3 separate regions of the Homo sapiens genome follow, and all the other regions are linked to region 2. A link is a contact called in ENCODE Hi-C or POLR2A ChIA-PET data. All regions are on one chromosome and are shown on one strand. Each heading gives the region's core, a stretch centred on a gene start or an enhancer-like site at or near the end of the contact. The rest is flanking DNA. Distances are from core to core; before and after follow the strand shown.

The links. Hi-C counts contacts between places; a loop is a spot of excess contacts on that map. ChIA-PET counts read pairs that join two places held with the same protein, here RNA polymerase II (POLR2A). Pooled maps may share reads with other maps.
Region 1: a pooled map shows a loop between it and region 2 (19-fold over the local background). The contact joins the enhancer-like site here to the promoter of CKS2 in region 2. A Hi-C loop is called at or near these places in 4 of 37 single-sample maps with no recorded cell type and 7 of 50 pooled maps.
Region 3: a map of CD8-positive, alpha-beta T cell shows a loop between it and region 2 (12-fold over the local background). The contact joins the promoter of SPTLC1 here to the promoter of CKS2 in region 2. A Hi-C loop is called at or near these places in 6 of 168 maps with a recorded cell type or tissue (CD4-positive, alpha-beta T cell, CD8-positive, alpha-beta T cell, ascending aorta and 3 more), 1 of 37 single-sample maps with no recorded cell type and 22 of 50 pooled maps. POLR2A ChIA-PET finds 5 or more read pairs at or near these places in 2 of 52 experiments (H1 and PC-9).

Annotation. Positions count from the first base shown.
Region 1 is chr9:91,710,739-91,713,438 of GRCh38, forward strand. No RefSeq gene overlaps it. Among named protein-coding and RNA genes, the nearest start is that of MIR3910-2, 76 kb to the left of the region's middle. Within about 2 kb of position 1,438, at least 7 of the 41 ENCODE cell types and tissues checked have a DNase peak (open chromatin) inside an H3K27ac peak, as active enhancers do.
Region 2 is chr9:89,309,772-89,312,587 of GRCh38, forward strand. It overlaps CKS2 (CDC28 protein kinase regulatory subunit 2), which reads left to right and starts at 1,424. Exons shown (of 3, transcript NM_001827.3): 1 at 1,424-1,580. The coding sequence starts at 1,522. It overlaps MIR3153 (microRNA 3153), which reads left to right and starts at 2,454; the gene lies at 2,454-2,535. LOC105376136 (a long non-coding RNA gene) reads right to left here and starts at 1,031. Exons shown (of 3, transcript XR_930101.4): 1 at 1-1,031. RefSeq lists a silencer at 730-959 and enhancers at 970-1,259, 1,930-1,979.
Region 3 is chr9:92,114,073-92,116,772 of GRCh38, forward strand. It overlaps SPTLC1 (serine palmitoyltransferase long chain base subunit 1), which reads right to left and starts at 1,341. Exons shown (of 15, transcript NM_006415.4): 1 at 1,242-1,341. The coding sequence starts at 1,298. RefSeq lists an enhancer at 1,844-1,903.

The DNA of each region.
Region 1 (2,700 bases), core at 188-2,687, 2.4 Mb after region 2:
AATTCACAATGAGGATTTTTAGAAAGAAAACCAGTGAACAAATAATTGCACTCCTTGGGGTAGAAGAGAAACTTGTGTGCGTGTGTCTGTGTGTGTGTGGTGTGTGGTGTGTGATGTGTGGGTGGTGTGTGTAGGGTTTGTCTGGTGTGTGTGTGTTGTGTGGTTTGTGTGTGTGTGGTATATGTGCTGTGTATGTGCATTTGTGTATATGATGTGTTTGGTTTGTGTGTGGAATGTATGTATATATGTATGTTTGTGTGATGTGTGTTTTTGTGTGAGGTGTGTATGGTGTGTATGTGTTTGTGTGTGGTGTGTGTGTGTGAGGTGTGTGTTTGGTGTTTGTGGAGTGTATGTATGTGATATGTGTGTGGAGTGTATGTGTATGGTGTGTGTGATGTGTGTAGTATGTGAGGTGTGTGTGTGGTGCATGTTTGCGGTGTGTGGTGTGTGATGTGTGTGGTGTATGTGTGTGGTATGTGAGGTGTGTGTGTGGTGTTTGTGGTATGTGTGAGGTTGTGTGAGGTGTGTGGTGTATGTGTGGATGGTGTGTGAGTTGTGTATGTGATGTGTGGTGTTTCTGGAGTGTTTGTGTGTGTGCACATGTGTGTGCTGTATGTGTGGTGTGTGTGTGTAATTTGTGTGCGAGGTGTGCAAGGTGTGTGTGTTATCTGTGATGTGTATGTGGCGTGTGTGATATGTGAGCGGTGTGTATGGTATGTGTGAAATGTGTGGTGTGTATATGTTATGTATGTGTCTCTGGTATATGAGGTGTGTGTGTGTAGTGTGTGTGTGGTGTGGGTTGATGTGGTGTGTATGTGTGTGGTGTGTGCAAGATGTGTGTGGTGTGTGTGGTGTGTGTGTATAAGTGTGCATGTGAATGTGTATATGGTGTGTGTGTGAATGTGTGTGGTGTTTGCAGAATACGTGTCTGTGTGTGGTGTATGTGTGTATGAGTCTGTATGGTGCTGAAGGTGTGTGTGGTGTGTAAGTGTGTGTGGTGTGTGTGGAATGTGTGTGGGGGTGTGGGTGTGTGCAGTGTGTATGAGTGTGTGGTGTGTGTGGTGTATGTGTGGTGTGTGTGTATGAGTGTGTGTGGTGTGTGTGGAACGTGTGTGTGGGTGTGGGTGTGTGTGGTGTATGTGTATGTGTGGTGTGTATGTGTATGGGTATGTGTGGAATATGTGTGGGTTGTGTGTGTGGTGTATGTGTATGGGTGTGTGTGTGGTATGTGTGGTGTCTGTGTGGAATGTGTGTGGTGTGTATGTGTATGGGTATGTGTGGAATGTGTGTGGGGTGTGTGTGTGGTGTATGTGTATGGGTGTGTGTGTGGTATGTGTGGTGTGTGTGAAATTGTGTGTGTGGTGTATGTGTATGAGTATCTGTGTATGTGTGTGGGGACAATTATTTATGGAGCACCTACGCTCTTCACCAGCAGTGAACACAAGAGAGGGGGAAACCCTGCTCTGGGGACGTCACCTCCCATGATGCCATTCGCAGTTGGGGACCAACTTCCTCCATTTGTGGCTTTCACTCTGAGAATGCCTCAACACGCAGGTTTCTCCACCGATTGGTATTTACACCCCCCACTTTAAACTGCTTTCCTGCCCTTTTTTCTGGCTGTGACTAGAATTATTTTTAGGGAAAAGAGAGAAGGATCTGGATGAATGAATTAATTAGAATTCATTTTCTAGTGGCATTTCTCCCAGTTCCTTCATTTCTGCTTGAAGGACAATTAAGGGTTCCGGTGTGGCTAATCATGTGGATTAAGAGTGGCTTCTTGTCTCCCATACAAATCCAAATGACTCACCACCAGTCATTTTTCCCGCTTTCTATGATCCTGAGATCCTAACTTCACTAACTGGGAAGTTACAGTTTTCAGAGATGCATTTTTTTTTTAAATAATGAGAGTGACTTTCTCAGTTTTATGTTACACTCTCTTGGCAAATAAGCTGCCTGTGCTGCTGTAGCCTGCACATTTTTGTTTGCAGTTAAAGAGGATGAAGAAGCCATCACCGGGTTCAGGTGCAGACACCTTTTTAGATGATTCTTAGTTACAGTGATTTTTAGAGGCACAGTTGATGACTAGTGGAAAGGCTTTCCGACCAGACTCTTTAAACTACCCACTCAGGCCAAGGAATCCCCCTCACCAGCTGCGTTTTCCTCAGGGAACTGAGCTTCCCAACCCTGTAGAATGTACTTCCCTTCCCTTCATGTGTCTGTTTGGTTCTCTGCCCCATCCCTGTGCCCAGAATAGCACCAGGCCTCCAGCAGACTGAGATCTCCATCTGTGGTCCAGGTTAATCTAATAATCTCACATCGGATCAGTTTGACCATCGGGATTTCTGTGGTCTAGTCTCTAATACCGCATGTCTGCATTTGGGATAGAGCATTTCACCCACAATTTAACCAAAAAATGCTGTTCCAAATAATCGTGTTGGCCACAGTATATTAAACACGCAGCTTTCCTAATAAGCACTTTAGTTTTCTTGCACATACAAGGAAGAGATTGGGTTTTTATATAGACTAGGTTATTTCAGCAAAAAAAAAAAAAAAAAATCCCGAAGGGATAATCAAGTTAATACAATTTGTTAAAAGGGAACACTACATGTGCAATGAGTTTGCATATTTATAGAACCCACATAATAAAGCCAGCTTTTACCAGATCACTTTCCCTTGTAAACATGGTCAATTGTATCTTGT
Region 2 (2,816 bases), core at 174-2,673:
GGGGCCCTCACCCATGGAGATTATAAATGTCCTTAGCCGGCCTGTCTCACTTGTTCAGAAACCGGAAAAGTCCGTGGTCTGCAGTGTGGAAAAGGGCACCCGGACCTCTTACTTCCAGCCTCTAGTCTGGAAACTTTGTCTAAGGTACCCCATCTACATTACTTAGTCACAGCCACCCTGAACCCACTAGCCTGTACTGCGCTGGAGCATTTCGCATAAAATGAAATTAACATAAAAATGACACGTGCTCGTTGTGGAAAAAATACCAAAAAGATCACTTTTAATTCTGTCATCTAAAAATAACCACCAGTTACATTTATAAATTTCTTCCAGTAACTTTTTTATATGAACATGTTTTTAAACTTGGGTCAATATTAAAAGACCAGAAGTTGTTAAACATCATTTTAAATCCCCTTATCCAGGAATTAGCATTGTTATTCTTGGCCGCAGCAGAATATTATTTTATTCCCTCAAGCTTTCCATGGCTTGGGTCTGCCCTGGTTTTGAACATTAGGTTAGGCTACAGAAAGCATTCTGGGTCTCTGGCCCATTTGTTTCTTTCTTTGTGGAGACGGGGTCTGGCTCTGTTGCTCAGGCCTGTCTGGAACTCCTGGGCTCAAGCGACACTCCACCTCGGCCTCCCGAGTGGCTGGGACCACTGGCGCCCGCCGCCACCGCGCCGGCTCCGGGCCTCTCTCTACGCGTGGCTCCGCAGGCTCCATTCTCCACACAGTCGTCTAGGGGGGCGCCAGGAGCCCCGCGACGGGCCAGGCCGGAAGCTCAGCAAGTGCACCAGGCGGCGAAACGGCCGGCTGCGCAGGGCAGCCCCGGACACAGCCACGCCGCGGCCGCCCGGCGCTCCCCCGACCCAGCCGACCACGAAGCCGCCCTCCCCCTCACACCGCAGAACCTTTCTGCCTTTTACTACTTTTCAAAGTGGACCTAGGCTCCTGGCTCGAGCCTGAGGGGATACAAGGGATCACGAGGAGCGCCATCACCGTGCAAGGTCGACAGCTTCCGCTCAAAGCCCTGTGGCCCACGCTTCCGGCCTCGACCGACTACGTCATCACCAAACCCCGTGATACCTCACTCCACCTTCAGGTCCTCCGTCCCAACGGTTCCGTGTCCTGGAACTTTCCACGTTCCTGCGCACGCGCTCTGCGGCCCTTAACGTCCCGACTTCGCCCTCCTCTGGCCACGCCCCTGCCCGTTAAGGGCCCTGCCACCCCCGTGACGTACCTATCTTCCCTCGGGCAACCTCGCAACAGATCTCTGATTGGCTGACCCAGGAAGCGGACTTTGCGAGGCGGCGGCGACGATAGGCTGGCAGCCGGCCGACTTCCGCAGAAGGTGATTGGTCGGCGCTGCTGTCCAATCGGCGGCGGGCTGTCGGATTCAAATCCGGATCGTTGGGACTGCGGTCGTTAGTCTCCGGCGAGTTGTTGCCTGGGCTGGACGTGGTTTTGTCTGCTGCGCCCGCTCTTCGCGCTCTCGTTTCATTTTCTGCAGCGCGCCAGCAGGATGGCCCACAAGCAGATCTACTACTCGGACAAGTACTTCGACGAACACTACGAGTACCGGTGGGCGCCTTTCTTAGACCCCGAGCCGGCTCCCTCAGCCGGGGCCCCCGCGGGCGGGGCGACCCAGGCATAGTAGGGTCGGGGGTGGGGGCCGGGGCCTGGGGGGCGGAGCCCGGGGCCGGAGGGCGAGGGCCGGGGTTTGGGGTCGCGGCCACCTGGCGCCCCGCGCAGTCGGACATGGTTGGGTGCCTGGCCGCGCCGGGCCGGTTGGGCCTTTGTTCGGTGTGCGCGGAGGGTGAGGGAAGAGTGCCCACCGGGCCGCATTTAGTACCTGGGTAGGAACCGGCGCAACTTGGGGGTCATGGGGTCCTCGGCGACGCGGAGTGACCATCCCGTCACTTTTTTCTCGGCCGTGGCCGAAGTAATTAGGCCGTTCAGTAGCTGGTCTCAGTTCCAGTTCTTTGAACCAGTCCAGGAAAACCCACCTGGTGCCGTCCTTTTTCCTTTAGCAACCGTGACACACTTTCCCTGTCGCTGACGGGGTGATGCAGCTTTTACTAGTTTGTGGTTTAGAATGGTCAAATGGTCATTTTCATCTGTTAACACAGAGGAACACTTTTCTTTTTCTTGTTTTTGAAGTGAGTGGTATAAGAATAAGCTTTGGAGGCGACCCCCCGAAAAATGAGCTTGATGGGGATTCGAAAATGTTTACTGGGTATGGTGATTTGGGCCATTATAGGTTAGCCGCAGTCATACAATTGAGGGTATTATTAAAGGAGTTTCATTTTAAGGCCGATTAAGAACTTGAGTGGACTTTGGGCATCATTTTCTGCTAGTATACACTGGCCAAATTTTGGGCTTTGAGAAACTTTTGCGTTTGAGTCCTGAAGCACCGTACTAGAACATGGTGGCTGTAATCGATCAGTAAAATTAGACAAATTTTAAATGTCCCTGTCCCCTTCCCCCCAATTAAAGTAGATTGGGGGAAAGCGAGTAGGGACATTTAAAATTTGTTGTCCTTACTGTATGCGGGACACTTCATTTAGGGCGTGGCTTCAGAAAACAGTCAACCCCTTTTTCTTAACTAGGTAGCGACTAGAACGCTGCGTTCTGGGATACTACCAAGATTTAGGGGAGATAAAGCCCATGCCATCGTTGGCCAAATTGTGACCTTGTTTTCTGTCTGCTGCCTTTGTAGGTTAGATTTCTCCGAATGCTATTTAAGGAAGAAAGAACAAAACAGTGGGTGGTTTCTCTTTTTCTCCCCCTCCCTAGTAGCATGGAAGTCTGTTTTCA
Region 3 (2,700 bases), core at 91-2,590, 2.8 Mb after region 2:
AGGCCAGGCTGGGCAACACAGCAAGCCCCCGTCTCTATTAAAAAAAAAAAAAGATTAGTTGGGCATGGTGGTATGTGGTCCCAGCTACTCGGGAGTCTGAGGTGGGAGGATCGCTTGAGTCTGGGAGGTCAACGCAGCAGTGAGCTGATCGCACCACTGCACTCTAGCCTGGGCGACAGAGTGAAACCCTGTCTTTAAAAAATAAAATAAAATAAAATAAGTTCTTCAGTGCCCAATGAATAGCTCTGCAAGACAGCACGGGGACTCTCAGTTATTAAATGAATGAACACTAAGATTGACATTCTGGTTTCTTATTATCTTATGTATCTGAAATAACTAGGCTTCAAAAAACTCTTAACTATTCTTCCTTTAAAAGTCTACGGCCAGGTGCAGTGGCTCAAGCCTATAATCCCAGCACTTTGGGAGGCCAAGGCGGGCGGATCACCTGAGGTCGGGAGTTCGAGACCAGCCTGACCAACATGCAGAAACCCCGTCTCTAATAAAAATACAAAATTGGCCGGGCATGGTGGCACATGCCTGTAATCTCAGCTACCTGGGAAGCTGAGGCAGGAGAATCGCTTAAACCCGGGAGGCGGAGGTTGTAGTGAGCCGAGATCACGCCCTTGCACTCCAGCTTGAGCAACAAGTGCGAAACACCGTCTCAAAAAAAAAAAACAAAAATAAATAAATAAAAATCGACTAAACTAGTTGTATCTTTATAAGACAGAAAACTGATGTACGCAGAAGAATGACAAACTATTTTTTATTCACAAATCCTAAGTCACTTGATTTCTTTTCGACAAAAACAAACTCCAATTTATTACAATTTTATTCCCCAACGAACTGTACCGTAGTTCCAAAGAGCTGACTTCCTTAGGACCTTCCCAGACGAAGGTGTTCCACTCATTTTCACCACTCCGTTTTATCGTCCGTCTAAACTCTGGTTTTTGCAGACCTGTCTCCTGCGTCCCCTTACACGTGTTCCTTTCCGGAGCTTCCAGGGGACCCGGAGCATAAGAATTCAAACCGAGACCCTCAGTCCCAGCCCCCGCCCCCGCCCGTTCCTCCCTACACTCAACCGCTGGGACTAGAAGCTCCCGGCAGTCCTTCCAGCAAGAGGCACCGAGTCTGGGCGTGACCGAGCCAGTCCCGCCGAGGTCTCAGGCCACAAATCCACACGCGTCCTCCCACCCTCCCCGGGCCCGGGTGTGGTCGCGGACCGCTAATGGCGCGGAGCCCACCTCGTAAAGCGCCTGTACCATCTCCACCAGAACCCACTGCTCCGTGGCGGTCGCCATAGTTAGCCGCTTCCTTCCGGAAGGCGGGTCACAAGCGCGTCCCAAAAGTGCGCGTCGCTGCTCAGTGTCGTTATCACCTCCGCAGAGGGCGGGGCGGCGGAGCGCTGGGCACCGCCTACTCGCACTTGCGCACTGGTTGACAGGAGGCTGGACGGGGTCAGGTGGGATGCCGCAGTTTTTCCAAGAATTGTTTACCTTGTGTCCTATTACCCTCCCTGCTGGATTCAGGATGGAGAAAGTAGTAATGAACGGGCCTTACACTTGGTCATCAGCTGGGCGCAGAGAGTTAAAATGATTGCAATACGTTTACTTTATTTTTTTTTTTTTGAGACGGAGTTTCGCTTTTGTTGCCCAGGCTGTAGTGCAATGGCGTGATCTCGGTTCACCGCAACCTCCGCCTCCCGGGTTCAAGCGATTCTCCTGCCCCAGCCTCCCGAGTAGCCGGGATTACAGGCGTGGGCTACCACGCCTGGCTAATTTTGTATTTTTAGTAGAGACGGGGTTTCTCCATGTTGGTCAGGCTGGTCTCAAACTCCTGACCTCAGGTGATCCGCCTGCCTCGGCCTCCCAAAGTGCTGGGATTAGAGGCGTGAGCCACCGCGCCTGGCCAATACGTTTACGTTTAGTAGCATAAGTAATCCAGCAATGCATTATCATTAAGAAATGCATAATTATACACAAAAATAGCCAACCCATATAGCACTTCCTGTTTTGTCAGACATAGGCCAAGGCTTTGCAGGTATTAAATCATATAGCAGTTTGGTAAAGAACCTTTTAGAGCCTTCCAATGCATATGCAAACAGTATGCACGCGCACATACTTAATTGGATTGGATTTCTTAAATATAATTGAGATCATAGGGACAAGACTTTTCTACAACTTTTTTTAAATTTTTTTTCTAGCATTTTTTTCCTAATATATCTCATATTTAATGGCTGAAGACTTCCATGGAATAATTTATGTATATTCATCGTTCCATTTTATGTAAACGTTTCCCTATTGGTGAATACTTATGTTGTTCCCACCTTTCCCCTATTACAAATAATGCTGCCATAACTGTCGATGTTCCTTGTGTGTATATCTTTCTGTGCATGTTGGAGTTTTTCTGACCAGTTTTTTCAACATGGGATATATCTGAAGACTATGCACGTTATTAATTTTGATAAGTACTGCCAAAATGGCTCAACCAATTAAAATAATTTGGAAGTTTTTCTATGCTCTAGTCCATGATGGATATTATCAATCTTTTAAAAAAATTTGCCAGTTTAATGGAGATAAAATGATACCTCACTATCCTTTATTATTGATGCTTCTGGTTACTCATGAGGTTGTGCAGCTTCTTATATGTTTATTGGCATTTATAGACTGTATGAATCGCCAATTCATATTCTTAATCCATTTT